3 separate regions of the Mus musculus genome follow, and all the other regions are linked to region 1. Evidence: chromatin loops called from intact Hi-C (ENCODE). Cell type or tissue: heart. All regions are shown on one strand. Links, peaks and the distances in the headings refer to the core of each region. The heading gives the core; the rest is flanking DNA. Region 1 holds the start of Gm42329 (predicted gene, 42329). Region 2 has its middle 7.1 kb from the start of Luzp1. Region 3 holds the start of Zfp46 (zinc finger protein 46).

What was found. Hi-C counts contacts between places; a loop is a spot of excess contacts. Peaks named below come from ENCODE experiments on the same cell type or tissue, not always from the same donor. Only the 100,000 strongest peaks of a DNase experiment are listed, where the experiment ranks them.
Region 2: a loop joins it to region 1, with 7 times the contacts of the local background. A loop is called at or near these places in 2 of 42 quality-filtered maps.
Region 3: it touches region 1 in a loop (2.6-fold over the local background); 2 of 42 quality-filtered maps call a loop at or near these places.

Annotation. Positions count from the first base shown.
Region 1 is chr4:136,134,769-136,145,156 of GRCm38, reverse strand. Gm42329 (predicted gene, 42329) reads left to right here and starts at 2,939. Exons shown (of 2, transcript NR_168524.1): 1 at 2,939-3,025; 2 at 5,642-6,562. It overlaps Id3 (inhibitor of DNA binding 3), which reads right to left and starts at 1,335. Exons shown (of 3, transcript NM_008321.2): 1 at 979-1,335; 2 at 781-863; 3 at 1-277. The coding sequence starts at 1,278. The coding sequence ends at 804. In heart, for the core only: a CTCF peak has its summit at 4,772; DNase peaks (open chromatin) are centred at 2,836, 4,646, 5,246 and 5,596; H3K4me3 peaks cover 1,746 bases; H3K27ac peaks cover 4,244 bases; H3K27me3 peaks cover 267 bases.
Region 2 is chr4:136,457,495-136,467,882 of GRCm38, reverse strand. It overlaps a transcript of Luzp1 not described here. Among named protein-coding and RNA genes, the nearest start is that of Luzp1, 7.1 kb to the left of the region's middle. In heart, for the core only: no CTCF peak of the experiment used is centred there; a DNase peak (open chromatin) is centred at 5,322; H3K4me3 peaks cover 1,948 bases; H3K27ac peaks cover 1,786 bases; H3K27me3 peaks cover 532 bases.
Region 3 is chr4:136,278,953-136,289,340 of GRCm38, reverse strand. It overlaps Zfp46 (zinc finger protein 46), which reads right to left and starts at 3,274. Exons shown (of 3, transcript NM_009557.4): 1 at 2,860-3,274; 2 at 2,026-2,269. The coding sequence starts at 2,131. In heart, for the core only: a CTCF peak has its summit at 4,588; DNase peaks (open chromatin) are centred at 3,320, 3,840, 4,750, 6,530 and 2 weaker places; H3K4me3 peaks cover 2,518 bases; H3K27ac peaks cover 4,509 bases.

The DNA of each region.
Region 1 (10,388 bases), core at 2,817-7,816:
CGACACCCCATTCTCGGAAAAGCCAGTCTTTTAGACTTGAGTCAGGGTGGGGACAGAGTGACGTTGCCCAGCTGCTGACCAGCGTGTGCTAGCTCTTCAGGCCACCCAAGTTCAGTCCTTCTCTCGGGCTCCAGGTCCAGCCTCGAGGCGTTGAGTTCAGGGTAAGTGAAGAGGGCTGGGTTAAGATCGAAGCTCATCCATGCCCTCAGGCTTCCGGCTGGAGAGAGGGTCCCAGAGTCCCAGGGTCCCAAGCGGAACGGGCGCCAGCACCTGCGTTCTGGGCGGGGGAGGAGAGAAGAGCGAGGGAGCCGTCAGTTTCCGCCGAGCGCGCCCAGGCGGAGGATGCCGCAGACTGGCCGGCGCCAGGGAGGAAACTCGGTCTCTACCTCCAGCTGATAACTCCGCTCCCCACACTGCCTCCACCCAGTTGGCGCCAAAGGACCACAGGCGGAGTCACCACTCCCCCTCCCGCTTAGAAATAACACTAGTGGAAAGGGGGGAGGGCTTCCTTTACTCCAAGGCTCATTTGGTGCGACCCGCGCGCCCACTTGCCCTGGGCTCTGGCCACCCGGGATGAGAAGGGACAGCGTGTCTAAGGAATGCACGTGATATTGACATAGGTTCTGTCGTTTATTCTAACTGATTATAGATAAGGCTTTTGCCTTTCAGTGGCTTGGCTTTTTCCCTAAACCGACTGAACCCTAAGCCTTACAATGTTCTGTCAAAGGCAGGATTTCCCATGCAAGCCTCCCTCCTCGCCCGCGCCAGGAGAAAGCTTACCGGGAGGTGCCAGGACGACCGGGTCAGTGGCAAAAGCTCCTCTTGTCCTTGGAGATCACAAGTTCCGGAGTGAGCTCAGCTGTCTGTGAAAGAAGGTTAGGAGACGAGTTAGCCAAGGGACTCGGGGACGCGATAGGGAAGACCCGCAGCATCCCTGCCCGCACGCTCAGAGCAGCCTGGTCTGGCTCCCTCTCGCACCTGGATCGGGAGATGCGGACCGTCCGGGGGTCCAGGCGCCGGCTCTGCCAGGACCACCTGAAGGTCGAGGATGTAGTCTATGACACGCTGCAGGATTTCCACCTGGCTAAGCTGAGTGCCTCGCGGGACTCCCGGCACCAGTTCCCGCAGGCGCGAGTAGCAGTGGTTCATGTCGTCCAAGAGGCTAAGAGGCTCCTCGGTCGACGGGCTCTTACCGCGGCCTCGCGCAATGGCCAGGCTACGTTCCGACAGGCAGCACACCGCCTCGTAGCAGCCGCGCACCGGGCTCAGCGCCTTCATGTTGGAGAGTAGAGATAGAGAGGGAGGAAAAGAGACACCTAAAGCAGCAAACAGTGCGCGCACGCCTGCAGCGGCCGACTCTTATAGAGTCCTCTCTAGGACACACCCCCTTATTCAAAACAGACCGCCAAGGGTCCACCCCCGCCCGCCCTGGGCACCGCCTCCCCGGTCCTGGGCGTTCACAGTGGGTTTAAATTGCTAACAGGCTTCCTTAGGCTGGTCTGACGCCGAGGACAGCGGAGCCTCGGATGCGAGGAATGAGGAAGCGCTGATACCGAGGAGAGGCGGGGCTCTTGAGCCAGCACAGATTTGAAAAAAAAAAAAAAATCACTTAAAACCATTAACTTTTAAGAATATGCCTTTTCTGGAGGCGCCCAAGTTCTCTGAGGTCCCCTCCCCCCAATACTGGTTCGAACCCACAGCTCTGAGGTCATAAATCCCTTGAACAACTAAAGATCTCTCTCTCCTCTCTCTCTCAAGAATTTTCAAGGGAAACTTGTAAGGAATTAGTGCCGCCTTGTTCCCCAATTTGCTGCTCGTCTGACCTCCAGACTCACTGGCGTCAGGAATTATCTTGTGACCAGAGGGGGAAAAAATTAATTGCGGTGAAGCTGAGGTTACAATGAAGAAAACAGATTTGGGCTAGGCGCTGAGATTGCAGAAGAAGGAGGGAAAGGGAGGTCTAAGCAGAGAACACTATTTATTTGAGCACCAGGGGAAAGAGGATAAGAGCAGTCTGGACCCAGTCCTTTTCCACGGAGAAAGAAAAAGCATGGACCGTTTCCACCGAGAACTCCTTTAGGAACTAAATGTATGCCCGGTTGTGCTTTGGAAGTGAATTTGATTAGGATTTTGGACAAGGTTTCAAATATGGGGGTGCTTGCTGCATAAACCCTTTTAGAAGGTCCCCTCCACGGGCATACATAGAACCAAATGGGTCAGCTGTCTAGCGTTTGCTTCCTCGTTCTGCACAGCCTCCCTCCCTTTGCACACTTTGCACACTCTGTAGAAAACAATAACAATTTCATCGCCGCGTTGTCTGTCCCTTTCTGTTGTGGAAGGGCAGCCACCTGGACATGATTATTCCTCGTCCTGCTGAAGTAGCCCCAGCCACCCATCTGAGAGAGCAGGAGAGCAGCCAGCAGGCAGGCAATCCCATATTGCAAAAGGACAGTGCACTCTATTCTTTGCCTGGCTCTGCTTCCCAGACCCCGAAGCCTCAGCAGTTCCAAAATTCTGGTTTCCATCTTGGGAGAGAACAGGTGGGGTTTTGCAGCCACGAGATTGCTTTCTTAATCAATCAGCCTGGTAAATATTTATGGAGTTGCTTCACATGAAACAGAGGCTCCTGCTCTCAAGAATCTCACAATGTCTGGGGACAAGATTAACACAGGAAACAATTAAGTGTTCAGTAGTGTGTGGCACTGATCAACAGGACAATGGGACCTCTGAGCTGGGACAGTTCCAATAATTGGAAGGACATCGGTCTAGGGAGCCAAAGCCCTGGGTTCAATCCGGACAGCTCTGCTATTTACTGGTTATCGACACATAATCTTGAGCAAACCCAGATACCACGGCTTTGATCAGCTGTATGAGGAGACAGACAGAGAGAAAGGGCACTGAGGGATTGTTATAAATACTTTCTGACTCAGAACACCAGATGCTTGTGTGACAGTTGGACAAGGAGTGTGGACCAGCACAGGGCCGGGGACAGGGCATATAAAACGAGTCCTGTATCACATCACAGGTAAGCCAGTCTCGGAGCCTCATTCTTTTCCATCATACCACAGGCCCCTGTGTCCCAAGAAAGAAGTCTCTGAAAAGTTTTCTCCTGGGAATATTCAAGTTCTCAAGGACAGCTATTTCGGTAGAAGACAGAAGAAGGTCTAACCTGAGAAAGCACAAGGCAGTCTCTATGCTGAAGAAGTTAAATGCCAGCTATTTGGTCACGGGAAGAGAAATCTCCTCCGTGGCTGTGTGGACTCCCGAAAACTGAACAGAGGAGCCTTTCTTTGGCTCTCGTGAAGACTTCTGTATGTGTGTGCAAAACAGTCAAGTCAGGAGCGTCTAGAAAAAATCATGGCCTTCAGTGCCTGGCAGACCTATGTTCAAAACTTAACTTGTTTTATTTCACTAACGGTGTGAATTTGGAATAAATTATTCTCTGAGCCTCAATTTTCAGGCCTGTTAAGTGGAGCTAATGAAAATGACCTCGTTTATTTATTTACCTTACATTTATCTATCTATCTATCTATCTATCTATTTTTGAGACAGTGTTTCTCTATGTAACCCTGGCTGTCCTGGAACTCTCTGTGTAGACCAGGCTGGCCTCGAACTCTGAGATGATCTGCCTCCCTAGTGCTGGTAATAAAGGATCCACCACTACACCTGGCTCTGACCTAATTTATCTTTAAAAAAAAAAAAAAAAAAGCCTTTGCTCCCAGCACTCAGAAGGCAGAAGACAGCTTGAGTTCCTGGCCAGCCTGGTCTACATAGTGAGTTTCAGGACAGCCAGGGGATGACTAGTGAGACCCTGTCTCAAAAAAGGAAAGAATTTTAAACACCTCTTCTGTGAGAAGGGCACACTCCCTGGTCTGCATTAGTTCATCATGGGGCCAGATGTGCGGTAGGTGCTTCGCCCACCCAGGTCCGCTCTCTCTTCTCCAGTCCTCCACTACAGCCTCTGTTGCCTCGGGGTTGGATAGGAGATTCTCTGGTTTTACAATTTGCAAAGTACCTTCACAGCATTTATTATTTCCTCATGATGCTCCCAGGCTGAAATGGCCATAGGCTGTGTGGAGATAGGTCAGAAGGGGTTATCAAGCCGCATTCAGTCCTTTCCACGCCAATAACTTACCTTTGGACACAAATCCTTTTTTCCAGAACCTTACTTTGGGGGAGGGGGAGGGGAGGAGTAAATGGCCTTTAAGGGTCTTTTCTGACCTAAGAGTCTAAGTCTGAAAGGAGTGGGTTTTAGTCGGGTTGGGATCAGTGAATAGAGTTTAAACCCCAAAGACTCTCTCTTGCCTGCACAGCAGACTGGTCGGCTCGCCCCGGCCTTCTGCAACTTGTTTAGTGGTGGCGGGGCCTCAGCCTCTTACTCCAAACGCCTCTGAACTTTCTGTTCCCAGTTCTGCTCCTTTTACCAGCATTTTCCCCCCTCTTGCATTTTTTATTTTTATGAAAGGATGTCATTAAGGCTTTTGTCTGCGCTGTTTTTGTTTCAGAACTTTTCCCACAATCCTATTTTTTGTTGAGGAATCCGCTCCTTTGCCCAGCTGTGGGTCCGGGTCCCACAGCTGTGTTGATCTAAGACTCAGCCCCAGACAGCCTGGCGCCAGGGTGGGACGTCATGCGTTCACACAGGGATGCGTGTCCCAGGCAACCTTTCCTCGGGCAGTCACCGGCCGGCGACTGCCTCTCCCACCAATGAGCGCCGGACACCCGAGATAGGGGCGGGGCCTGCGCCACCCCAGCCGGCGAGCGGCTTGTGAATAGCAGATGCTGAGACCTTGATAACGTCCCCTGAATTGGGGCCCTTTAAAGCCCCCCTTTCTCTTTTAGTTCTTTTGTTTCTCTCTTTTCTTTCCACCTTCCTCCTTTCTATCTGAACACAGATAACTTTTCTTTTTCCTTTTCCCCTCTTTTAACTATCTCCTCCTAGTGTCAGGAATCATTTTGTAAGCATTTCCAGGAACTGCATCTTCCTCTGCCAAAATTATAAAAGGGGGAGAAAAAAAGCCAATGTTGTGCTTTCTGATTTTTTTTTTTTTTGAGCTGGCAGAACTGTAAGCTATTACTGTTTCGGCTTTAGAAATTTAAGACGTGGTGGTAGTGGGGTCTCTCCGCTGTGAATTTCAAAGTCAATGTCATGATGATGAGGATTGCAGATGTCTTGCTTAAACTGGGCTTCTGTCAACCTAGCTGGTTATCTTTCCTCCATGTGTAGACGCAGGGATCCAGGTGACCTGCCGTCATTGTCCAAGGTCATGTCGAATGTCTATGGCTGCCCTGTGGCCGAGATCCAGCCCTTCTGCTCCCCTGACTCCCTGACCGCTCTGGCCCTAGTTCTCATAAATGTTAATGCTCTATGTGGGTTCAAGGTTCACAGAAGCTGTATTTAAAAAAAAAAAAAAGTGTGAGTGACCTATGTGTATATAAGTGTGGTCACACATATGCCACAATGTGTACATGCCACAGAATATTCGAGAACATCATAGTACAACTTTTGGAAATCGAGATGTTTCCTTCGACTCTGGGTCCAGGGATCAAATGCAGACCTTCAGGGCTCCAGGGCGAGCACCTTTATACTGAGCCATCTTGCCAGCCCATGCGTTTTCTGACATCTACCCATTTTTTTCAGAGAGCGGCCTTTGAGATGTTCTGGAAGCTCTCCAACTGTACCTGGAAACCTGTCCCTGCTCCCCTCAGCAAATTTGAATCCCAAAGTACAACCCAAGAACCAAAGGATTCAAGGAAGGCACACGAGATCCTGGCGTTGGCCCGACTATCCACCCTCACTGATAACCTTGTCTCACCTCAGTTACTCCTTACTTATTAGCTCCGTAGAATTGGGAAGAAAATTGTATTTACCACCTGACAGCTGAGAGGACCAGAGGGGACAGAAGATGGGAAGTGGAAACCTTTCTGTAATATGATGTGTTCGGTGGGATTTAGGGTGCCCTGGAAGTTAGTCTTCCTCTGGAAGTAGTTGCCAGAAATGTAGGCATTACTAAGAAAGACAGTATAAGGAACAATGAGGGAATGGAGGGACCTAAGTTCTTAATAGAGGTGGAGATTGGAGGGGGGGGGGGTGTTAAGTGGCCTCTTAAACACTTCAGACACACTCAGAGCTGTCACTACCTCACTGCTGAGTCCTGCTTGCCAAGGACTGTTTACCTAATCTTTGTTGGTTTTTTGTTTGTTTGTTTGGTGGGTTGGTTGGTTGGTTTTGTTTTTACAGCGCTGGGGATGGAACTCCTGGCCTTGTGAGTGAGAGGCAAGCCCCTCACAACGCTCAACCTTAGCCCCAGCCCTGCATTCTCTCTGCGACTGTTTGTTCTGAGACAGAGTCTCACAGTGTAGCCTAAGTGGTCCTCAAACTTTAAAATTCTCTCACCTCAGCCGCTCACTGCTGAGATTACAAATGTGCTCCACCATGTCTGGCTTTATTGACTCATTTTCTGGACGAATAGAGAGAGGCTCTAAAAGGCGAGTGTGCTTGTGTGCAGGCCTCATAGCTACTAGGTGATAAACCCAAGGTGTCCATCCTGTCTGCAAAGCATTCATCCTTCTGTGTGTATTCATTTTCTTCCACCTTTCCAAAGGTACTCTTGGGAATTATTGTTATTGCATGTATTCATGTATGTGTATTCGTGCATGTATGGTGAATGTGTGGTGGTCTCTTCCTCCACTGTGTGACTCCAGTGGAACCAAGCCCGGGTCCTCAGGCTTGGTGACGAGCAACTTTGCTTGATGAGCCATTTCACCAGCCCCTGAGAAGGTCGTGTTCCCCCAGATAGAGAAAAGCCAATTGGACCCATTAGGTAGGGTGACAGATAAGGTGTATTTATGTAGGTGCTTGGGACAGAACTCAAGAGCCTTGCACACATATACACCCCAAATCTCCACCACTATTACCATTCCATCCATCCTTCCAGGGAGACACTTCTTCAGAAGTTACACAGTGACTGCTGTTAAATTTAGGGGTCAGTTTTGGAGCTGACTGCCTTCTTCATCTTTTGGCCACACTGAGTCAGGCAATACCACCCTAAAGTTAACCCCTTACTCTTACTTCACCAAACAATGAGTCATGGGATGCCCCAGGGCTGTCTCTGCTTCTGCCATCGGGTAAGCCAGAAGGAGGTATTTTCTGAGCATCAACCCCATGTGAGATATTTGTTTTGTTGAGGGGAAGCTGTAGGTGTTTTTGAGTTGGACTCTAACTCTGTAGCCCAGTGTGGCCTTGCATTCATCGGTGTCCCTTATAAGTACTGGCAGCTTGAAATCTTTCAGGCCAGGGCCAGGTGGCCGATACTTAACAGTCTCAGCACTCAGGAGGCAGAGGCAGGAGGATGTTTGACAAGGGAGTGTAGTGAAACCCTTCCAGGGATAAAGGCGCTTGCTGAGCAAACCGGGTGAGGCAAGTTCAATCTGTAACACACGTCAAGCTGCAATAAGAAAATTAATTCTACAAAGTCGCCCTCTGAATGCCACACTCGTGCCGTGACATGTATATCCTTATATATATCACATATGCACATGCCAACAGAAAAGAAATCTTAATACAGCATGCTTCACTAACTCGAGGGTCTTGCTCAGAGGCCAAACCTGTCTTCTCTGTATTGTTCCAACTTTAGTATCTGTGCTACCAAATCGAACACACACACATACACACACACACACACACATGAGAACACACATACACACACATGGAACACACACACATGGGAACACACACATGGGAATTCACACACATGGGACACACACACATGGGAACACACACATGGGAATTCACACACATGGGAATGCACATACACACACATGGAACACACACACATGGGAACACACATACACACACATGGAACACACACACATGGGAATTCACACACATGGGAATACACATACACATGTGAACACACACATGTGAACACACATGTGAATACACACATGGGAATTCACACACATGGGAATACACATACACATGTGAACACACATGTGAACACACATGGGAATTCACACATATGGGAATACACATATACACACATGGGAACACACGCACACACATGTGAAAACACACACACACACACACACACACAAATGACAACTGAGTTCAATTCAGTCCCAGCAATCACCAGCAGCTTTGGGATACACCACCACTTAGAGACAGGACTTGTTTTCATTCTGGTGTTCTTTTGAGTCAGGCCTTTCTGTGCGCCGCTCCCTCCCCAACCCCCGGCTGGCTTGGAACTCATATGTAGACCAGCCTAGCCTATAACTTGTGGAGATCCTCCTGCCTCTGCTCCCTGAGTGCTGAGATTGTATGTATACACCACCAGGTCCTGGCCTGTGGGGTTAAATTGGAAATGCGGGGCCTGGGAGGTGGGGGTTGGGCAGAGAGAATATAGTATGGCAGTGGAGTGGCCGTGGGGTTTGATGCGCGCTGTAGTTAAAATAAAAATATAAACATTCAAATTCAGGTTGTCCTTTGGCTCTGTCACTTCCAGCCCTAAGGCTCCCTGCTGAGGATAGCTGAGTTTGGGAATTCAGGAAAGGTCCCAGAAGGAAGGTGAGGTCCAGAGTCCACAGCAAGGAAGGACAGAGACAAAGAAGACCTTGAAGAGCAGTGTCCACCCTGCCCAGACATTGTCCTGCTTTGGCCTGAGGCCCAGCACCAGTTCAAAAGCTGCCAGGGGAAGGAGATGGGAGGGGAGGGAGGAATGGGCCTGGTGACAGGGTTAACCCTGCCAGAGAGGAAAGAGACCCCCCAACCCCTAACCCTCCCCCTCCTCCCCCTAGCCCCTAATCCAGCTCTGCAGAGGGCTGGAAAGACTGGGGTGCCAAAAGGCAGAGGCTGAGCCACAGCTCACAGGGAGCCTCCTGCAGGCCACAGTGCTCCAGGATAATAGTGCGCCACCAAGCTGACTTCTGTGTTGAAGGCTTCTGCTGAGTGCCAGCCATGAGCTGACAGCTCATTTGTTTCTCCATGTTTTATGAGACAGAGTCTTGCTATGTAGTCCAGGCTGTCCTTAAGTTTTCCATCTTTCTGCTCCAGCCTTGTAAGTGCTCTGATTATAGGCCGTGTCCCTCCAAACCTAACTGAGCAGACAGTTTACACAGATCAGCATGGATCAATCCTCACATTGACTGAGGCTCCGAGAGGTGAGGGAACCGCACAGCTGTCTGTCAGGAGTCCAAACGGTGAGGGTTGCGAAGATATGCTGTGGGCATGGAATTCTAAAGGAAGCCCCCTTTGAAGCCTCACAGAACGTTTGGGGTCAAGCATTCTCTGGTGTGAGACCTCCTGAGTGTTAGTTGTGTGTCTGGGCTTCAGGGGAAGATTGCACGCAAGCCGGATTAGATGCAAGATGCTGATTGAGAGAGGAATGCTTGTCCAGCACACAAGCGACCCGTAGCGCTATCCCCAGCACCATAAAAACCTAACAAATTAATGGCGCCCAGCCCTCTGCAGAGCTGCAGCCCCAGCCTGGGGGCAGACTTCTATGTGCCCAGCCCAATGTGAGTCGTCTTCTTGCAGTCTCTTGGCCAACGGCACTCTGGTAGCCTTTTCCTCCATTCCCTCCCCACTGCCACCCTCCCTGAGCGCAAACCGCACCCAGGCTGTTCCTACAACCTATAGCCCTAGCACACCTTCATGGGCAGTCCCAACTTGGCCTGTACCACGCGACCGGGCTGTCCCTACCGCCCTGGCCCACCTTCCCGGGCACCCTAGCTCGGCCTGCACCCCGGCAGCCCCCACCCCAGTGTTGGCGCGCAGCTGCGGGACACACAATCGCCCGCGCCTCCTCCCCGCCCCCCGCGCAGCCCCTCGTTCAACAAAAGCCGCTTTCTTTTCCCACAACAGATTAAAGACCAGGAGGGGGTGAAAAATAGCTTCTCCAGCCAGTGGCGGGGGAGGGGCGCGGGAAAAGCTGGGGCTTTGGGGACGCTTTGATGGCGAATGTGTGGGAAACCCGGAGGAATGTGGCTGCTCCGACGGCCACAGCGGGGCCAGGCGCCGCCAGCAGGGTCCGCCCCCGGGGACCTGGGACCCGCGCCCGGCCCCGCGCGCCTGGGTCTCCTGCCAGCGCTCTCTCCATCGTCCGCCCCTTTTCTCAAACTCTGACTTTTCCATCTTCCCTTCTACTTTCTCTTCTGGTTCTCTCATCTCTAGATTCCCTCATTCCTGGCCCCAATTCGTCGCTCTCCCCAGGCCTTTTCCCGAGTCTGCACATCCATTTTTGTTTTCCCTCCCTCTTTGTCCCGGACATTCTTTCTGAGCCTTTGTTTCCGCGCCTCTATTTCAGTGGCGCCTTCTCAGCCTCTGCCTGTGGTTTCCTGGGTTCGGGGGTTTGATGGATTCAGCGTGTCTCTGTTGCGGTTTCTCCTGC
Region 2 (10,388 bases), core at 2,238-7,237, 320 kb before region 1:
AAATCGTTTAAAAAAAAACACTCATCCACATGAAAAAATTAATAAATAAAAATAAAGTTGGTTGGTGGTGTTGTCGATGTTTTCAAGGCAGGGTTTCACTGTGTAGCTCTGGTTGTCCTGGAACTAGATCTGTAAGGGAGGCTGGCCTCAAACTCAGAGGTCTGCCTCTGCCTCCTGAGTACAGGGATTTAAAATAAAGGTTTTTTAAAACAAAGTTAAGGCCATCCTCAGCACCGTGGTGGGCCTGAGGCCATTCTCATCCCCAGCAACTTAGTGGGCCTGAGGCCGTTCTGGGCTACATAATTCTCTGTCTCTAATTAAATAAGCAAACTGTTCATTTGTTCCTTAGTGATTCTGGGCATGAAACTCACACATTTTTGTGAAACTCGAGTTGTGATGTGACAAACCTATTTCCCAGCTCACAGGAGTTCACTGAGCCTCTGTCCCTCCGTTTGTGATAGGTGATCCGTGTGGTATTTGTTTAGATTTGGCAAACTGGCTCAATGGTAGAGCATTTGCCTAGCAAGCACTAAGTCCTAGGTTCAATTCCCAGCACCAAAGGATTAGTTAATTAGTTAATTAGTTGATTAATTAAATGTGATAATCCAAACACAGTGATGCATGTCTGTAATTTCAACACTTCGGAAGGACTATGAGTTTGTGTAAAGCCTGGGTGAGATGCTGTTTCCAAAACTAAGTAAAATCTGTGATACTATAGAGAAACCACCAGGCACAGTGTGATTATCATTTTTATTTTCAAAATCACCACTATCAATGATATTCCTAGCTTCTAACGTCATATAATATTCTTGTGAACACTCCCAGTCACCAGGTTGAGTTGTACAGGCCTGTAACCACAGGAGTTCAAGACCACACTGGAACACATGACATTCTTAAGATCCTGTCTCAAAAAAGGAAGGAAGGAAGGAAGGAAGGAAGGAAGGAAGGAAGGAAGGAAGGAAAGAGGAGAGGAGAGGAGAGGAGAGGAGAGGAGAGGAGAGGAGAGGAGAGGAGAGGAGAGGAGAGGAGGGGAGGGGAGGGGAGGGGAGGGGAGGAGAGGAGAGGAGAGGAGAAGAGAAGAGAAGAGAAGAGAAGAGAAGAGAAGAGAAGAGAAGAGAAAGGAAAGAAAAGAAAGGAAGAAAGAGAGAGAAAAGAAAAAGGAATGGAAAGAGAAAAAATTCACCCAGTCATTTCATAGGGGAAGACCTCTAGGGTTTGACATAAGGAAGAGGTTTACTAAATGAGGCCATTAGAGCAGAAACCAGTTCCCCAGTCTCCAGCCCCCAGGTGGATTGTGCAGGCCCCAGGGCCTGTGTCTTGGCACACCTCCCAGTTGACAGCTGCGCATTCTCTCTACAGGTTTTTGCAGCAGAATGACCTGTTTCTGCTCTATGCTTCCTCCCGGAGAGAAGAGTGTGTGTTAGTCTGTCCTTAGCTTCTCCATGGTCTTTCAGAAGAACCACAGCAAGGCCCTGGGCCTTTCCAGAACACCCGTCTGTGGGAAGACGGGAGGGGTTTCTGATTAATTTCCTGTGTTGCAGATAGGCAAATAGCTGTCCTGAAATGCCTGGGCTGGTCCCCAAGGGCTCCTAAAAATTGTGGTTTATTTTTAGACCAGGAGATTCAAAAATGCTTCTTGCCATGAAAAATAAGCTTGATCACAGGCTTGCTTCAGGCACAGAGAGGGCCTTTCCTAAGCCCTCTATCTGCTGACTCTGACTTACGGCACTGAAAAACATTCAGAAGAGAGAACCAAGCATGAACAGGGAGAGCTGGAACTTTCTCTGAAGTGTTCATGGCCCCATCAATCACTTACTAACTCACTCAAAGCAAAGGCTTTGAGACAAACGAACAAACCACAGCAAAGCTTTGGAACAGAACAGAGCAGGAGTTACATCCTAACTCCACCGTTTGTCAGTCATGAAACCTCAGACTTCCAAATCTCTGCACCTCAGCTTCTCATCTGCAAAAAGAGAATAATAGTGCATACCTACTATAGTGATTGTCGTGGATTGAATGAAGTAGTGTATGGAGGAACTGTTAAAAGCTTACCCCGCACTCCAGCAGTGGTGGCTCATGCCCTGGATCCCAACACTATGAAAGCAGAGGCAGTTGGATCTTTGAGTTTGAGGCCAGCCTGGTTTACATTTGAGTTCCAGGACAGCCAGAGCTACACAGAGAAATCCTGTCATGGAAAACAACAACAACTTAGAACTCTGTTCATGCTAGGAAATGGTAGTTGATTGGGTGTGTGTGTGAGAGAGAGAGAGAGAGAGAGAGAGAGAGAGAGAGAGAGAGAGAGAGAGAGAGAGATTGGGAACTGAACCCAGGCCTTCAGGCATGGTAGACAAGTGCTCTACTGTTTTAGCGACATCCCCGGGCTGCTGTTACTGTTTCACCATGCTCTTCCAATAAGTGCCCCATGCATTGGCCTCTAAGAACTAACGACAGCCCCGTCCTCAAGGAGCCTGCAGTAAAACAAACTGGCTTGTGTGACTAGGCGGGAGCAGGTGTCTGCGGAGTGATGTCAGCTGTGAGAGTCACAGAATCACAGGTGGACCTGAAACCTGTGGCTTATGTGTGTTTAATCTACATATAGGGAGAAATTCAGAGGCCCAAAAGAAAAAGGGAAAGAAGAGGACTTTCACCTTTTTCCCCATGCGTTTTGTTTTGTTCTGTGCATGCATAGGAACTTTCCAAAAGAGACCCAACTGGATGCTAAGAGGGAGGAAAATGTATGAAAATACAGCTGCGGTCCACATCAGCAGAAGGTACCCATGCCAACTGTGTGTAGTGGTGAGGAAGTCCCAAAGGTAGCTGAGTGTGACATCACATGCCTATAATCCCCACACTCCAAAGGTATCAGCTTTGAGGATCAGCTCAAAGCCAGCCTGAACTACATAAGATACCTCTTCCAAAATAAAAAAATTTAAAAAAATGTTCCACAAATCCCATCCCATTTTTGGTGGGGTCCCAGTAAATGCTCCTAAATATAGAATTCTTTGCCCAAGACTCAGGATCCCAGCAACCATTTATTCATTCATTCACAGTAAGAGCTTCAGCCCAGAGGAAAAAAAACTAAGTTTAGAACTTTAGGAGCTGGGGCTGTAAGACCATGACGGAGCACATGCTGAGCCTTTGCAAGTCCTGGGATTTGTATGCATCACAGGCATACAACTGTGGTGGTGGTGGGGAGCACTGTGTGTGTGTGTGTGTGTGTGTGTGTGTGTGTGCGTGCGCGCGCACGCGCGTGTGAGTTGGGGAGGGCACAAACCCCTAGCTATACACTTACCAACTTCAATCTTTACCCAGTCCACCAACTCCAATACAGATCTCTTCTGGAAGCATCCTCACAGACACATCTAGAAAAGATCTGGGCATCCAATCTCCCAGACATACTGACACAGAAAAGTCAGTGCTCACATGGTGAGATGTCCCCTCCCCCACCCCAGGCCAAAGAACAGCAAGCTGTCAGCTCTCAGTGCCTAAACTTGCACTTTCAATTTCCCCCTGTGATATCTTCCTGCTATTTAATTTTTTTTTACAAGCAGCACGTATTACTGTGTCATCAGAAAATATGGCTGTAAAAGCCTATATAAAAAGAATGCTAACCAAGCTAGAGTTGGCTCACCTTTGTTGGTCTGCAAACAGTAAATTATAATGCAATAATGAATGAGGCCAGGAGCAAAGTCTCCTAGGGATCAAGGAAAGTGAGAGTAGGGAGGGATGAAGCCACCCTCCATCTGCCTCCTAACCTCCAAATGGCGCCGCTTTTAGTCCTTTCACGACCCAGGACTCCCACACTGCACCGGTTTTACACGGTCATTCCTCAAGCACCTATGAACCCTTTAGCATAAACGTAAGAATCACAAGTGATAAGTACTTTACACCAACTATCTGGTCATGTTATAGGAAGCCTTTATTACTCTTTCTAGTTTTGGCAAACAGGCTTAGAGGTAAAGCAAGTCAGAGAAGCAATGCTCCTTACCTAAAATCACCAGTTTATTTGGACCTAAACCAAAAGTGGTGCGCATGAGTAGCTGAGGCCTTAAAGCTGAGGATGTATGTATCTATCTCAATGGTCATCAGCGTGCACAAGGCTTTGGGAATTCATCTTCAGCGCAGCTCCCCGCCTCCAAAAGGGGAGGAGGACTTGAACAAGTCGGTAGTCTCCATCAATTCCCCCACTTCCTTAGGATAAAAAAGGTACGTCCATACTTTATGCAAACTAAGTACTTTGTACATTGTGATGGAAGTGAGATCCATTATCCCAGCACTCTAGGGACCCGGTGTCTCTCAACTCTGTCTTTCCGGCTGCTCCCCCATTAGTGTTTCTCTCCAGGCCTGTTTAAGCCCTGTTAGCACACACTTAGGACCATCTTCTTTGCACAAGTCCGTTTCATTCCCCTTCCTAGCCAGTCTGGGACCTCCTTGACGATAGGAATGGTGTTTATTCATTTCTGGTGCTTTTCCGCCCTTAAAGCGGCATCTGGCGCGCATCTCTGCATCCCTTCGCTCTTCACTTCGCAACAAATGCCTGGATGTTTAACGCGTGTCAGCGCTACACAGTCTTACTTTAGCGAAGGTCCCTATCTTCCTGAACTTTGTGTGCTTCTGAAGTGGAAAGACAAGGCACCGATTAACAATTGTTTAATACTATTGACACTAAGTGTCTCAAGGAATCAGGCCATGTGGGCTAGAAGGGTGCAGTGGGGAAACCTAACTGGGTTTAGAGTTGAAAGACTCTTTAAAAAGGACATGGCCCGGAAGCTCAGAGAAGTTAAGGAACCTACTTAAGATCACACAGTAAGGGGGAAAGCTGGGTCCTGAGCCCGGGAATGACTGGTTCCAACGCTCAGGCTATACTCGAAAGCACCGCCCTTTCATGTCCTCCATCTTTTTCTTCCTTGACTCTCATTGGTGAAAAGGGATCACGGTCTGCCCATCACAGTAGTCTCTAGGTCCGGAACAGTTTTTGAGATCTCCACCATTAAGAAACTAAATTTCCGGGAGCCAAGCACAAGTTGAGACTCAAAGAGACACCCGGAGTCTAATGCCAACCGGTCTAGCAATGTCCTAGCGACCCAGTGGAGCACTCACCCACACACCCTAAGCAGGTCGCCCCCTCAAAGCGAGCTCTGGGTCCACGCCTTCCCTGCCTGCACCCCCGCGCGGTGGCGCCTGCAGGATCCCGGCCACGCGGCTGCCGCACTGGCGCAGGGATGGGGCTGCGGCAGGGGCGTGCGGCGGCGGCGGTGACAGCTCGCTGCACCCAGGGACGCCGCGATGCAGCGGCTCGAGCTTTTCCCACCCACGGGCAGGGCGTTCCCGCCAGCGCGCTTCCTGAAGCCGAAGGACGGGGCGGAGGGCCCCGGGGCCTGGCAGGCCGGGTTCCTGGCTTTCTCTGCGTTTCCTGAGCCGGACGACCGGGGGATGGGACTTGCGGCGCAAAGCTCCTTCTCCGGAATGCGGCCAGGAAGCCGCGTCTTGTGAACTCGGGGTCCTCCTCTGCCGGGAACGCGCGGGTGTGTGTGTGTGTGTGTGTGTGTGTGTGTGTGTGTGTGTGTGTGCATGTGCGCGTGTGTGTGTGTTGAGGGTGTGTGTGTGTGAGACAGTCCTTGGAACAGGGCAAGAGGCCACACACTTATCCCAGGGAGGCAGAGTCCACAATGCGGCCAGATTCCAACCGCCTGATGTCAGCCTGTTAACTCCATCCTTCGGATGAGAATAGTGAGGCTGACGGACGGACGAGGGGTGAGCACCGGGTTGCGGACGAGGATCCGAGGACAATTTATAGGGTCTATTCTAACTCAGGTCGTCCTGATTATCACAATAGACTTTACCCACTGGGCCGGGAATCTGACAACCAGAGAGGTCATGTGGTTTCTTCCTCATCCAGCTATGTAACAGCTAAGACTCCAGCCTTGTGCTTCCAGACCTCAGGCCGATCCATTCATTGCGCTGCCTCCTCAGTGTAGTTCAGTAAGCTGCAGGTTAAGACCTTAACTCATTTGTTATGAGTCCCCCAATGCCCACCCAGAGCTCAGCACTAAGCTGTTATCTCGGAAAAGACCACGGAATTAGGCAACCAAGCTAAAAGTTGGGGCATCCTGCTTGACTCTTTTCTACGACCTTAAAAACTAGCGAAGATCCAGTCGCTGACTGTTTCCTATTAAGGTGCTCTCCATATTTCCTTTGGGGACAAAAGTTTGGTTTAAACTGCAAATGTAAAGCCATTTAAGGGCTCGTCCTTAAAATGTCTGCCGCACAATCATGAGGGCCTGACTTCCAAACCCCAGCACCCACAAAAAAAAAATGCTGGGTGTGGCCTGGTGTGGTGGCGCAGGCCTTTAATCCCAGCCCTTGGACTTTTGGATCACTGAGTTCAAGGGCAGCCTGGTCTACAGAGAGAGTTCCAGGACAGCCCGGGCCACACTGAAAGACCCTCTCTCAAAAACAAACAAAGGAACAAACGAACAACCCAGCTGATGTCATGTGACTGCCCCAGCCTGTAAACCTATCCTTGGGAGGTAGAGACAAATACCTGACTGTCATTTGGCCAATCAGCTTAGCTAAGCCAATGAGCTTCCGTTTCAGTCAGGGACTCTCTATCTCTAAAGCTACTGGTGGTGTGACTGAGGAGGGATGTTGACTTTTGGCCTCCATATGTGCACACAACATTTTTTTAAATGTAAATGCTCCGTGTGTATGTGTCAGAGAGGCTACTGTGCATCAGAGGCTGCGATGCACACATGCTATAGAGGCCAGAGGGCAGCATCCTCAACTGCTTTCCACTGAAATATTTTTCTTTAAGATTTATTTATTTACTTATTTAATGTATATGAATGCTCTGTCTGCATGTACACCTGCATGCTAGAAGAGGGCTCCAGATCACAGTACAGATGGTTATGAGATACCATGTGGTTGCTGGGATTTGAACTCAGGACCTCTGGAAGAGCAGCCAGTACTCTTAACCACTGAGCCATCTCTCTAGCACCCCTCCCTTTTTTTTCTTAAGATTCGTTTGTTTTTTAAAGTGCATGCTCGTGTGTGTGTGTGTGTGTGTGTGTGTGTGTGTGTGAGAGAGAGAGAGAGAGAGAGAGAGAGAGAGAGAGAGAGAGAGAGAGTGTACAGGTACCTTTGAGGCCAAAAGAGGGTGTCAAATCCCTGGCGCTTTAGTTACAGATTCCCATGTAAAGCTGGGAACTGAATTCAGGTCCTCTTCAAAAGCAGCCAGTGCTCTAACCAAAGGCCAAAAAGGGGGAGTGGGTGGGTAGGGGAGTGGGGGTGGGTGGGTATGGGGGACTTTTGGTATAGCATTGGAAATGTAAATGAGCTAAATACCTAATAAAAAATGGGGGGGAAAAACCCCAAGAAAAAGAAAAGAAAAGAAAAGAAAAAAGAAATGTAAATAAAGAAAATATCCAATAAAAAAGAAAGAATAAATAAACAAAAAAAAAAAACAAACAAACTCTCTAAACGCTCTTCTCTTTATTTTATTTTTCTGAGACAAGGTCTTTTACTGAAGATAAAATGCTGTAATCCAGATAGGCCAGCTAGCCAATGGGCTCTAAAGAGCCATTTCCCCCAGTACTGACATTACAGTGACACAAACATCACCCACTGAGCCATCTCCCCAGCCCTTAATGCTTTTACCTATGGGTTCCTCGAAAGCAAGGCAAGCCCATTTTCCCTCTTGTGGCCACTCTGCATCCATATATACACGAGCTGGACCTGTGTCAGCTCTCCACCAAAGATGCCTCCCCTCCAGGTTTAGAGCTGTTTCAGGGAAAAGCAGCCCAGACTACATTTTTCCAGCCTGTCTTGCAATTATGTGCAAATATGTGACTTTTCCTACCAACGGGACAGTGGCAGGGATGACGTGGCACCACATCCAGGCCAGCGTGGTTAGGAAGCATGCATGTGCTCTCTCTCTCTCTCTCCCATCTGCCAAGGGAATGCCAGCACCAGGGTGACCTTGGAAGCCACACGAGGAACGTGGCAGAACCTGAATCAGTCTGGGTTTTACCCCATCCCTATACTGGCCAGGGCGTACATTGGAAGAGATTCGGGTTTGTTTTTTCTACTTTTTCAAATATATGTGTAGTGTGTGTGCACACGCGCAGCTGCTAGCACTCATTTAGAGCTCTGGGTATCTTTTTCCATCCCTCTCCACCTTAGACATTGAGGCAAGGTCCCACCACTAAAGCCAGGGCTCCCTGGTTTTGCTCCTCTAGCTTACTGGCTTGCACCAAAGATCCCACTCCACTTCCCTGCCTTGGGATTCTAGCTGGACCTCCATGTCCACCTGTGTCCTGCGTGGGCTGGGTTTGAGAGGTCCAAACTCCACTCAAACTCCACTCCTCGTGCTTGTAACAAGCACTTTACCCACCAGGCCACTGGGAGAGCTTCCTTTTAGTAGAGTGCTGAGGTTGTGTCAAGGTTGGTTTGCTATAGCGCTAGCATATATGGGTGCGGCGCTAACTTATGCAGAGCTGTGTAATGCAGAAAACTTTCACTGTTCTGGCCCTGGAAGCTGCTCAAAGACGCTCACCCTGCACGGCTGTGACTGGCGAGCTCAGCCAGTCGGAAGGTCCCTATTCATCTCATAAATGTCTTATGTCCTGCCGATTCCAAAAAGGGTTTGGAGGTGGTTTCCGCCGCAGCCTAAAGACCATTTGATCAATAATTAAAGAGCAGGAATCAAGGAGTAATGAATGCCTGGGCAGAAGGCCAGAGGAGAAGGAAGGAAGAAACACGAAATTCTGAATACAGCAGCGGCTGATGGAAAGTTTTTTAAGGACGGGGACTGTGATATAACCCAAAGCGTGGCTCTGAGCTTCCTGGCAGCCAAAGCAAAGAAGGAAACAGGATGTGCTTCAAATTGTATAGGAAGTAGTCAACGTGATTAAGTGCACAGCCCTTGGAGACAGTGCTATGTTAATTAACTAGCTTTATTTATTTATTTTTCTGGTGCTGAAGATTGAATGGAGAGCCTTCTACCTCCCAGACAAGTTCCCTACACTGAGCTAGGTGATTTTGAAACCCAATTCTTCTGCTCACTAGTCACATGACCATCAGAAATTCTTGAACGTCTCCATTTGAGCCCCTTTCTTTGGGACCATTTGGGAAGATTGAGTCAAGCAAGGGGTATGAGGTTCTCAGAGAAGGCCTGGCATGAGGGAAATTGTTTATGACAATTCACTATCGGGTTGGTAGCATGTGCCTAGCATGTGCTTGTGAAGTTCTGGGTTCCCTTTCCAGCACCTCCTCTCCCCAAAGAAGTTTTGTTTTGATATGACTGGAAGAATCAGGCCAGTGATTTGGGAAAGATTCGTGTTTCCCTGTGCTAAATTCTCTCTGGCAGGTGTCATACGAATACAACGGTCTGTGCTGCCAAGCTGACAACTGCTGTACCTTGTGTTAACTATTTTTCTCTTAGTGGCTTTTGGCCCAGTTTTACTTACTGGATAATTCAAGGTGCTGTGCGAACCGTGGGCTCCAAGTGCACAGACCTAGCCACAGGCCAAGTAAATGTAGATCAGTAAATGTAGATCAGTAAATGTAGGTCAGTCTATACACACGTGGGTGAACTCTTCCCAGCCTAGGTTTCCCTACCCCTACAAAGGGGTGAATAGGAAGTAGGACCTTCCTCACTCAGGGGCAGTAATGAGCACCCGAGAGAAGGTATACAAAGGGCTGGGTGTAATTCAGTGGTGAAAGCACTGCTTGCTCAATGTGCGAGGCCTCGGGCTCAATTATCCAGTATGCTGAAGATGAAGAAAAGGAAGGAAGGAAGGAAGGACCCAAAGATAAAAGGAAGGAAGAAAGAAAGAAAGGAAGGAAGGAAGGAAGGAAGGAAGGAAGGAAGGAAGGAAGGAAGGAAGAAAGAAAGAAAGAAAGAAAGAAAGAAAGAAAGAAAGAAAGAAAGAAAGAAAGAAAGAAAGAAAGAAAGAAAACAATAATAATGTAGGGACCAGAGAGATGGGGAGATAGCTCAGTAGTTAAGAACGCTCGGTGGGTAACTGTTAGGGCCTCAGTTCAGAACCAGGCACTCACAAAAAAAAAAAAAAAAAAAGGCAGCCTGGTGGCGCACAACTTTAATCCCAGCCCTCAGGAAACAGAGGCAGGTGGACCCAGCATGGTCTACAGAGTGCGTCCCAGGAAGCCAGGGCTACGCAGAGAAACCCTGTCTCAAAACAAACAAACAAACAAACAAACAAACAAACAAACAAACAAAAAAGGCTGGATTTTTCTGGTAGCCAGCCTGGCTCAGTGAGAGATCCTGTCTCAAAGAAATAAGGCAGAGGAGAGTGATAGAGAAGGTGCCTGATGCCTTTCTCTGGCATCTGTGCAAGTACTGACACTTGTGTGCATACTCTAGCGAA
Region 3 (10,388 bases), core at 2,398-7,397, 140 kb before region 1:
TCTCACTGAAAGAGCTAGCTCCAGGTCCAATGAGAGACTGTGTCTCAAAAGTAAGGTGGAAACGGACAGAGGAAGGAGCTGAGAGTGAAGCCCTGGCTTACACCCAGGCAAATGTTATCTGCACATCCATGTGCACACACACGCATCTACCCCATCACACGTGCACAAACAAACACACACACACACACACACACACACAGAAATCCAAATGTTTAATAATACATTAAAGGACCCAAGGAGCCCTGAGATAACAACCTTGAGGAGCCTGAGAGATGGCTCAACGGTCTCTTGCAGAGGACCTGAGCTCAGTTCCCAGCACCCACAACTGTTTGCAACTCCAGTTCCAGGGGATCTGACACCCTCTTGTGGCCTCCATGGGCACCAGGCATGCACGTGGTACACAACACACACTCAGACAGAACATACACACACATTACAAGGAGCAACTAAACAATGAAAACAGTTACTAATCCTCCCCCTACATTTATCTGGGTAAGAAAAAAATCTTTTGGTAATTCTATCTAAGAAATGTTCCTGAGACAGACTGTAGGGATTCAAGAGTGTATCTTTTAAAAGACGCTCCTTTCTTTCTTTTCTCATTCTCTTTTTTTGTTGGGTGGGATGATATAGTTAGGTTCTACTTAAAATAGGTCTGAGTAAATAACATAGTGATGGCTGTTGAATCTTTACTTCACGTTTAATTATGTGTATGCATCTAGGTTGGAGTATGTGTACATGTGATTGCATATGCCTTCAGGAGCCAGAAGAGGGCATCTAATCCCCTGGAGCTAGAAATACCAGTGGTTGTAAGGTGCCTGCTATGGGTACTGGGAACTGAACTCAGCACCTCAGCAAAAGCAATGTCCACTCTTAACATTTGAGGCATCTCTTCCACCTGTTCCTGGATTTGTTCACTTTGTGTTTGGTATTGGAGTTGTTGCTGCCTTTAAAGAACAATTCAAGGGACAAGAGCTCAAGGAAGTAGGGGAGGGGAGCAAATCAGATCAAGTGTTTGGACACGTGTATATGAAAATGTCAAAATGAAACTCATTATTAGTATCACCTAAAAATGAATAAAAAATAAAAAGAAGACTCCAAGGAAACTGGGACATCAGAGAGAGAGAGAGTCCAAGCAAAGAAAACCTGTCAGGTCGCCTTCTGTTCTGAGAATAAAAACATTTTAAAATATCTCAGTCCTATGTCTGGCTGTATGCCGGACTGAGGATGAAACCCAGGGCTTCAAGTCTGCTAAGCAAGCGCTCTACCAACCGAGCTGCATCTGCAGCCTCACGACTTCTCCTCTGAATAGGATCTGTGAGCTGACTATTCAGTGGTTCTTCTGAAACAAGACTGGGGCTGGAGAGATGGCTCAGCAGTTAAAAGCACTGGCTGCTCTTCTGAAGGTCCTGAGTTTAAATCCCAGCAGCCATATGGTGGCTCACAACCATCCGTAATGAAATCTGATGCCCTCTTCTGGTGCATCTGAAGACAGCTACAGTGTACTTACACATAATAAAAGGAAAAAGAAAGAAGACACACTTGAAGGATGATCGCCTCTGAAAGATCTCTAGACAAGAACCGACCTAAAGTACCTGAAGCAACGCTGCAGCTATGGAGCCAAAACAAACATAGAAGGGAGGTTTCTGTCCTCCTGTGAACCCACCTCAGAGCCCTCATCTTCCAGCGCCCCAGAGAAAAAGCACCATTTATAGGGCATTTATGTCCTGGCGAGCACCAGAGTGTAAGACCTGTTTGGTCAGTAATCTGTACAAACAGGCCACAGAGCCGCTAATGACTCAGGGCACGAGAATCCTCAGAGTCTCGGAAACGGCAGAAACTTTACTTTTCATTTAAGACTGGGAAACACGGATCTTCCCACACTTAAAGATTTGAATGAGCACCAAAGCAGGTAACTAACCGTGTGGTTTTCCTTAACAACAAACAAGGCTGTATCGAAAAGACCTAAGCCGTTCTGACAGTTTCAAAACCCCTAAGAGGTAAGACAAGATAAAAGTCCTCACTCACCCAGTGAGACAACATTTCCGTAATTCTCCTGCATCACATCCCTGTAAAGATCTCTCTGTGTAGGATCCAGAGGTCTCCATTCTTCCCGAGTGAGGTACATGGCCATATCTTCAAATGTCACAGGGGCCTGAAATCACACAACGCTTCCTCACTACTTGGTATCTAGGAGTTTAGAACCAGCTTTTCTTCTTGAAATTAGAGACATGGTTAGAAATGTCGAGAAGGCAGTGGCATTAAGTCTCATCTGTAGAGTCCGAAGGAAAAAAAAAATAATAAAGAAAGAAGAAAAAAAGACATGTGGTCAAAAGACAGGGGCAATCTACTAGCTTCCCGCTCAGGCCGTCCCTGCCCACTTTGGACCCTTACATACAAGGCTCTCCTTTTCTTAGACCAGTGAAATTCTCGTCTTTATGGCCCAGTTCTAGAGCCAACTGCTGTTCTGTTTCTCCCCACCCTTTATCACTCTTCGCTCCATCCTTGGACACCACATCTAGAATTAACCACTCCTCGACTTACTATTTCCCACACCACAATACGTCCTTGCTCAGGCCAACAGAATACTTACCATATCGCATCCAGGTTAACCGGACACACCGTTCTCCCTACAGATTGTTGGCAAGAAGGGTACCACCCATCTTGTTTGGTTTTATTCTCCTCAGTATTTAGTCTTACAGTGGGTGTTCTATATATGCTTGTATATGGTTATATTAGCCAACTCGAAGCCCGTATACTAAGCAGAATAGCAAAATGAGCTTATCCCAGGGAATTTCCTATAGGGGTTTGCAGACGGGGAAACACCGGGCAAGATGGGTAAGCAGAGCCCTCGGGGCTTACCTGAGTCCCAGACATGAGCAGGGTGGCTGCCATCTCGGGCTCAAGCGTTCGTCTCCTGGGAGAGAGAGAGCAGGAAAACCAGCTAGCAGACAACGTTGAAGGAGGCGAAAAGCAGGACGTGAGGCGCGGCAAGAGGCCCTGCCCACTACTCCCTAGGGCTGGAGTTCTGGTCGCAGGGTATGAGGGGAAGGCCCAGGACTGGTCACTCTCCTCTCTGACTCCCGAAGAGTCACCCACTCTCCGTGTCTCGGTTAATATCGAGTACGTGCAACGTTAGGGTAGGAGAGGGCAGGCACTGGCTGGGTGCCCCCTAGGCTGGGGGGTCAGGCCGATGCAATTCAAGGGAGGAGGCTTTCAACCCAGCCCATAGAACGCCTCTGCTCTGCCATCTCCGGGCTGGGACCTTTCCGGCAGCAATCCCAGCCAATCAGCGAAAAGAAATCGTAAAATATCTGACCAATCAGAAGCCAAACCATCAGCCCTCCTCCTGCGGCGTGGCCGGGTAGCTCCATCACGCGTGCGCGCACCTCGCGGCCTGACGGGACTTGGAGTTTCACTCTGGCGTACAAAGGCCACTTAGCAGCCAAGAGCAGGGGAGGGAAAAGAACAAAAGGGAAGAGACAGGACCGCGACCTTCAAGACCAGTGAGAATACCCCCACACATACTTTTTTCTCGGAAACCACAGCACGACTCAGCAAAGGAAGCGTCTGTGTTTTTTTTTTTTTCTCATGGCCCTACGACCATCTTTGAGTCATATATTATCCGCGAGGTTAGATTGAGTGTGGAAGCTCGGGCTGACCTCAGCTGAGATCACCCCTCATTTGACAGCCCAGGCCAGAGCGGGAAAAGGCTTCTTTTCCCTCCCTTGGGAGACTCCCTGGCCGGGATGGAACTTTGGGCCCCGCCCACGGACTCCCAACACCGCCTGAAGCTCTCGCTTTCTGGATACTGAGAACTACAACTCCCAGTAGGCCTTCCGGCAGTCACAACCCACCCCAGACTACATATCCCACGAGGCCTCGCGTCCCCTGTCCGGTGCTGGAGTGCTGTCCGCGGCCCGGCCCAGGGTGTTCCAACGTTAACCCTGTAGGGAGCGTCTCGAGCTCTTTTATAGAGACGGAGCTCAAGTGCACCCATCTAAGTCGCCAAAACATTGAAATCAGAAGCGGGGGGGTGGGGTAGGGTGTGTAGGGAAATAGCTGGCCCTGGAGTGGGAGACTCAGGGACTTGGTACTCTTGAGGGTGTCTCTGCTGAAAGGAATCTTGGAGACCTCCCAACATCATGAAAACCTTAGGCCTGCGACAACCTGGAGTCCTAAGGATGCTAGTAGTCTCTGTTTCAAAGAAATCACAAAACCAGATTAGGACAGAACGGACAGGCTTACCTCCTGGTCTGTGGTCGCTGGCTCCTCAGAGATCTAAAGAGGCCTGACGTTCAGAAAGGTTCTAGATATCACCAGCAGATTCCAGAGATCTCAGGGCCATGAATAGAAATCCGAATCCATGGATTAACAGGCAAAGGGCAGGGTTTGGTTGTAGGATGAGCACAAAGCTTCAAGACTGCAGAGACTGTTCTATAGCTCCGGGAAACAACAATCTCATAAACAGATCTCCGAGGCCACAACAGCTGGCCAAGAAACATCAGCGTTGGCTATGCTGCATTCACTCAGAATCCTCCAAATGGAAGGACTTGTAGCCTTTCCTTTCCCTAGCGGGGATGAAGGAATTAGACAATGGAAGGCGAGGGCTAAGCAAAACAGGGATTCTGTGTGGGGAAGAGCTCCCAGCTTGCTGTAGCCTTGGAGAGGGAAGTGATGGAAAAAGAATATAGCAGCTTATTAGGGACTCCCACCCTCTTCAAGTTATAAATATCCCCAAACCTTGGCTTGATGCCCAGACGCCTGTTGTCTCTGACTGAACGGGAGACTTCTCTGCCTAGGCTGGGAAAAGGGACTTTTCTTTTGTTTTACAGATACATCCACACACACTGAAGGACTTGGGGAATTTTTTTTTTCCAAATAAGATTCCCGGCCATGCTTTTATTAGAGTGTTCTGTTCCCAATGCCCAGTTATTTATGGCTACATGACTCAGGGGTCTAAAAAAAAAACAAACTAGCAGGACCCCTACCAGCCACAATGAATCTCTTCTACCTGTGCTTCTCTTGTGCTCCCAAGGGTAGGACTAAAAAATGTTTCGATGCCACAAAATTGCACTATTCTACCTACTGTAAAATGTATCCAGCCACCATGTGAGTTAGAATCCTGAAGGATTTACAACAGCCAGAATATGGGCATAAAGATTGGACAGACCTAGGCTGGGTATCTTTCAGAAAAATCTCTCCAGGCCCATTTCCTTTTTTAAATTTTATTTTATCTTTAATTATTTATAAAGGGGAGGGATATGAGCATGTGAGTACAGGTGCCTGGAGAAGCCAGAAGAGAGTGTTCGGTTCCTGCTGGAATTACTGGTGGTGGTGGTGGTTAGCATCCCTCTAGGCTCCGCCCAGCAGTTACCTAGCAACAGCCTGCCTGTCTCTACCCCAGGTACTAGCCTGGAGCCAGGCAGTATAAGGACTTATCTCTCTCTCTCTCTCTCTCTCTCTCTCTCCCTCCCTCCCTCCCTCCCTCCCTTCTTCTTCCTCTCTCTCTTTTCCCCACATGTCCTAGCCAGCCTTTCTTCTCTTCCTTTCTTCCTCTCTCTTCTCTCTGTCCTCTCTTCCCCTTCCTCTGCCTCTATTCCTTTCCAGGTCCCTGGCTCCCTTCCCCCAATAAACACCCTTTTATACCAGACCTAAATGTTTGAGGGGACACCTTGGCAGAGCCCAATGAAGTGCTCTCTCTTGAATTATTATGCCACGTTCGTAAAATACCACAGTTGTAAGCCACCTTATATGAGCACTGGAAAACAAATTTGGGACCTTTGCAAGAGCAGTATACTCTTTGAACCACCAAGTTATCTCTCCAGCCCTTCTCTCCTTTTCTGTACAGTTGGAATTGCCTCTGCTAAGGATGTTGGGGAGGGATTTAAAACACACCTGCACAAAATGAACACTAAGACCGTAGGTATTTGGATGAGCCTGCCTTTCATAGCAGGAGAAACTTCCAGAAATGCTGTGGGTATATTCAGTGGCCTGAAGGTCTGGGAAGTCCACTCTGGGATGACCTTATCTTCACACTATTTCCGCTGGAAATACAGCCAGTGGGCGGTGTCAAGTGAGTGGTCCGTAGAGCCTACCTGGGATTACTAGTAACCCAGCAAATTGAGGCCTCATTCAGAGAAAGCGGAGTCAGGGGTCAATAACCAAACTCCTAGAACAAGGAGAGTGACTGGTGTTGAGGCAGTCTGCTTAAGTCAGGTCCCTCCCTGGAAGGGCCTCCCTCTCAAGGCTCTTTTGTAAACTCTGAGGCCTTTTGTCCCGCTGCTGCCAAGCTTTAAACCCTCTTTTGTCCCTCCTGCTTTTCCTTTTATTCCTAAGGGCTGTGCCCGCGAGCAGGATGGCTCTGTGTGCCCTGCTTGTCAGCTTGCCCCTAGTGTGTGCTTTTTCTTTACCCACCTGGGAGAGGAGTGCAGGTGGGAGCAGGTTGGGAAGCCCCTGGAGGAGTGGGGAAGGGAAGACAGAGGCTGTGGGGCTTCCTGTTCCAGTTAGTAGCTTGCTTCCAAGGGCTGGGAGGCAGTCCCTGGAGGAGGAAGCCACTTCCTGCCCTATTGTTCAGGGTTACGCAGAAATACTCTTCTGGGTTTTCTAGATTGAGTTGGAAAGTCCTGTCTGTTCCATCAGCATTCAGCAAATGATGATGACCTACTGGGTGTGGAGGCTTCCCGCCAGCCTGGTCTGTCCTGGGGAAGTGAGGACCCTTCTTGCACGTCTTTAAAGTGTGCATTTGCTACTGGGCGAGTGTTCCTGTGGGGCTCTGTAAATGATTCTTTTTCATAAATATTTTTAAAAGATTTATTTCATTAACTGTGTGTGTGTGTGTGTGTGTGTGTGTGTAAGAGTCACATCTCCTGGAGCTGGATTTACAAGCCATCGTGAGCTAGTGTGCCACCCAACATGGGCACTGAAAACCAAACTCTAAAAGCACAAATATGTTTAACATCTCTCCAGCCCCATATTTTAATAAATCCTATGGTTATCTAGGATCAGTTCAATTGCAGCTTTTTTTTTCTTTTTCTTTCTTTTTTTTTTTTTTTTCTTTTTTGGTACCAGAAGCATTAATGTGCTAAGCATTTAAAACTATGTCTCGGGCTGGAGAGATGGCTCAGCGGTTAAGAGCACTGACTGCTCCTCCAGAGGTCCTGAGTTCAAATCCCAGCAACCACATAATGGCTCACAACCATCTGTAATGAGATCCGGTGTCCTCTTCTGGTGTATCTGAAGACAGCTACAGTGTACTCATATGCATAAGATAAATAAACAATTCTTTAAAAAACAAAACAAAACAAAAAACAACCCTATGTCTCTGTGTTTGTAATCCTACTTTCGAACGTTCTATTTCAAAGGAAATGACCTGGGTCTCCCTTGCCCTTACAGCTGCACCTAGCCGGACATCCCGTCATGTCCCCGCCCACCACCCCCTTCTCACTGGGAAGGTGGGAGGTGACACCCCAGCAGTCTTGCAGACTGTAGACACTTCAGAGGTGGAGACCAACCGTGGGTGGGAGGGAGAGCTTTCATCTTGAACAGTTTGTGCGAAGGCACAGAGGTGTGAAAGGATCGCTCCATTCCAGCAGGGCTTGGGTTTCTGAGGACAGGAGGGAAGAGTGGCAGGGGAGGAAGCAGGGCAAGGACAGCGTCTGTCTCATGTTCCCTTGCATGCCTGCCTGCCTGCCTGTCTGTCTGTCTGTTGTCTGTCTGTCTGTCTCTGCCTCTGCCTGCAGATCAGTGAAGCTGGTGGTAAGTCCCACAAGCAAGGCCCAGGGGTTGGCCTGGCTGAGAAGAGCAAACGGGCTCTGCAGGAGGGCATCAGGCCCCAAGGAGTGGGGAGCTTGGCCTCATAATGCTTCTGCTGGTGGTCTTCCTCAAAGAAAGTAGGTTCCAAAAAACTGTAGACCATGGTACTGAAAATGCACAACAAGAACAAGCAGCGTTCTCTAGGCTTTAAGGGCATCAGCTGAACCCAGGTCATTAAGCCCCTTCTGAGCGAGACACTGAGCTGAGAATTGGGTGCCGCGCCCTAATGACTGCAGGGCTGCTGTGAGGATCAAGTGTGGGGCTGACTGGTGGATGCTGCTCAGAGCGAGGACAGAAGTGGAATCGGGAGGCCACTGCCCTGGGACCCCAGTGGAACGGCTTTCCTCCATCTCAGAAAGGGAACTGTGAGAAGGCAGGGTGTTGGCTGCTGGCAGCAGTGGTGGAGAGAAGGGCCGCTCAACAGAGGGACCACAATGTATCTGAGAGGCTCTGAGTAACATTGTCCTGAGTTAAAGATGATGGAGGACTAACAAACAAGCCAGGCCTGGTAGCCGCAATGAGATGACTAAGGAAGACTTCAGGAAGTGGAGCACTGGAGAGATAGCTCAGTGGTTAAGAGTACTTGCTGCTTTTGAAGGGGACCCGGGTTCGATTCCCAGCACCCACATTGTGGCTAACAATATTCTGTAACTGGTTCAAGGGGATCCCACATCCTCTCCAGGTTCCTTGGGTACCAGGTATGTACCTGGTGCACTGCCATGCATGCAGGCAAACGCTCATATATACAGAAAACAAGAAAATAAGAATACATGGTAAAACTTCCAGGGCTAGGATGCCACTCAGTTGACAGAGTGCTTCCCTAGGACGCACAAGGCCCTGGCTGATCCTCAGATCACATAAACTGAGGTGGGAGATTCCGCAGCTCAAGGTCACTTTCTAGTGAGTTAGAAGCCCACCAGGGCCACTGTGTCCCAATCTCTCTCTCTGACAGCAGTGGTGGCACACGCCTTTAATTCCAGCACTTGGGAGGCAGAGGCGGACAGATATCTGAGTTCGAGGCAGCCTGGTCTATAGAGTGAGTTCCAGGACAGCCAGGGCTACACAGAGAAACCCTGTCTCAAAAAAAAAAAAAAAAAAAAAAGAAAAGAAAGGAAGGAAGGAAGGAAGGAAGGAAGGAAGAAAGAAAGAAAGAAAGAAAGAAAGAAAGAAAGAAAGAAAGAAAGAAAGAGAAAACAGAAAGAAAGGAAGCCTATAACAGATTGAGGATTGACAACTGAGAGCCTCATGCATGTAAGACAGCACTCTCTCATCTCAGCTGCATCCACAGCCCATGTGTCCTTAACCTTTAAAAACACCCTCTAAATTAGTTGTAGGGTTTTTTTTGTTTGTTTGTTTGTTTGATTATATGTAAGTACACTGTAGCTGTCCTCAGATACTCCAGAAGAGGGCATCAGATTGCATTAAGGATGGTTGTGAGCCACCATGTGGTTGCTGGGATTTGAACTCTGGACCTTCGGAAGAGCAGTCGGGTGCTCTTACCCACTGAGCCATCTCACCAGCCCGTAGGTTTTTTTTTTTGTTTTTTTTTTTGTTTTTTTTTTAAAGATTTATTTATTATATGTAAGTACACTGTAGCTGTCTTCAGACACTCCAGAAGAGGGCGTCAGATCTTGTTACAGATGGTTGTGAGCCACCATGTGGTTGCTGGGATTTGAACTTCAGACCTTCGGAAGAGCAGTCGGGTGCTCTTACCCACTGAGCCATCTCACCAGCCCTAGGTTTTTTTTTTAAGAAAAAAAATTAAATATTTATTTCTATGTATGTGACTATACTGTAGCTGTCTTCAGACACCAGAAAAGGGCACCAGATCCCATTACAGATGGTTGTGAGCCACCATGTGGTTCCTGGGAATCAAACTCAGGACCTCTAGGAAGAGCAGTCAGTGCTCCTAACCGCTGAGCCATCTCTCCATCCCCAGTGGTAGGTTATTTAATGGGCTTTTATTGAGATCTTTTCCCCAAACTCCCAAAACACATCTTCTCTCTACTTCAGATCATCCAACCTTGTCCTTTTGCTCCTTTGGAGAAACAATCTTGCCTTCTCCAAGTGGTTGATGTTAATGCCAACTTGCCTAAGGCTTGAACTCTGAGTCTTTGAGATGAAGAAAGCCATGGAGTTAAGAGGCGTCCCAACAGATCGCAAAGATCTGAGAGGCCAGCGTAGCTGTGGAAAAGTGTGGAGGCGAGGTAAAAGCCAGCCCTGCAGAACCTCTAAGCCCTGCCAAAGGCATCGGGGGAAATGAACATCTTCAAATGGGGGGGTGGCAGAGCAAGAGACTCTAGCACTGTCATGCCTGGGAGAAGGTTTCCAGCCCTTGTCAGTGAAGGCATGGATTGAATGGATCCAGGGTGGGGCCAGGAAGACGCACTGGGATGGTATTATAAAGCCTATGGGCTATTCATCATCTGTATCCTTTGTGGGAACACGTATGCCATGTCACATGTGGACTTGTGTCGGCTTGTTCCTTCAGGGTTCACTGTGACTCATCTCCTTTGTAAAGGGTAAGGTGACTGACGATGAAGATTCAGGGTTCTTTTTCCCCTGCTCTAAATCCT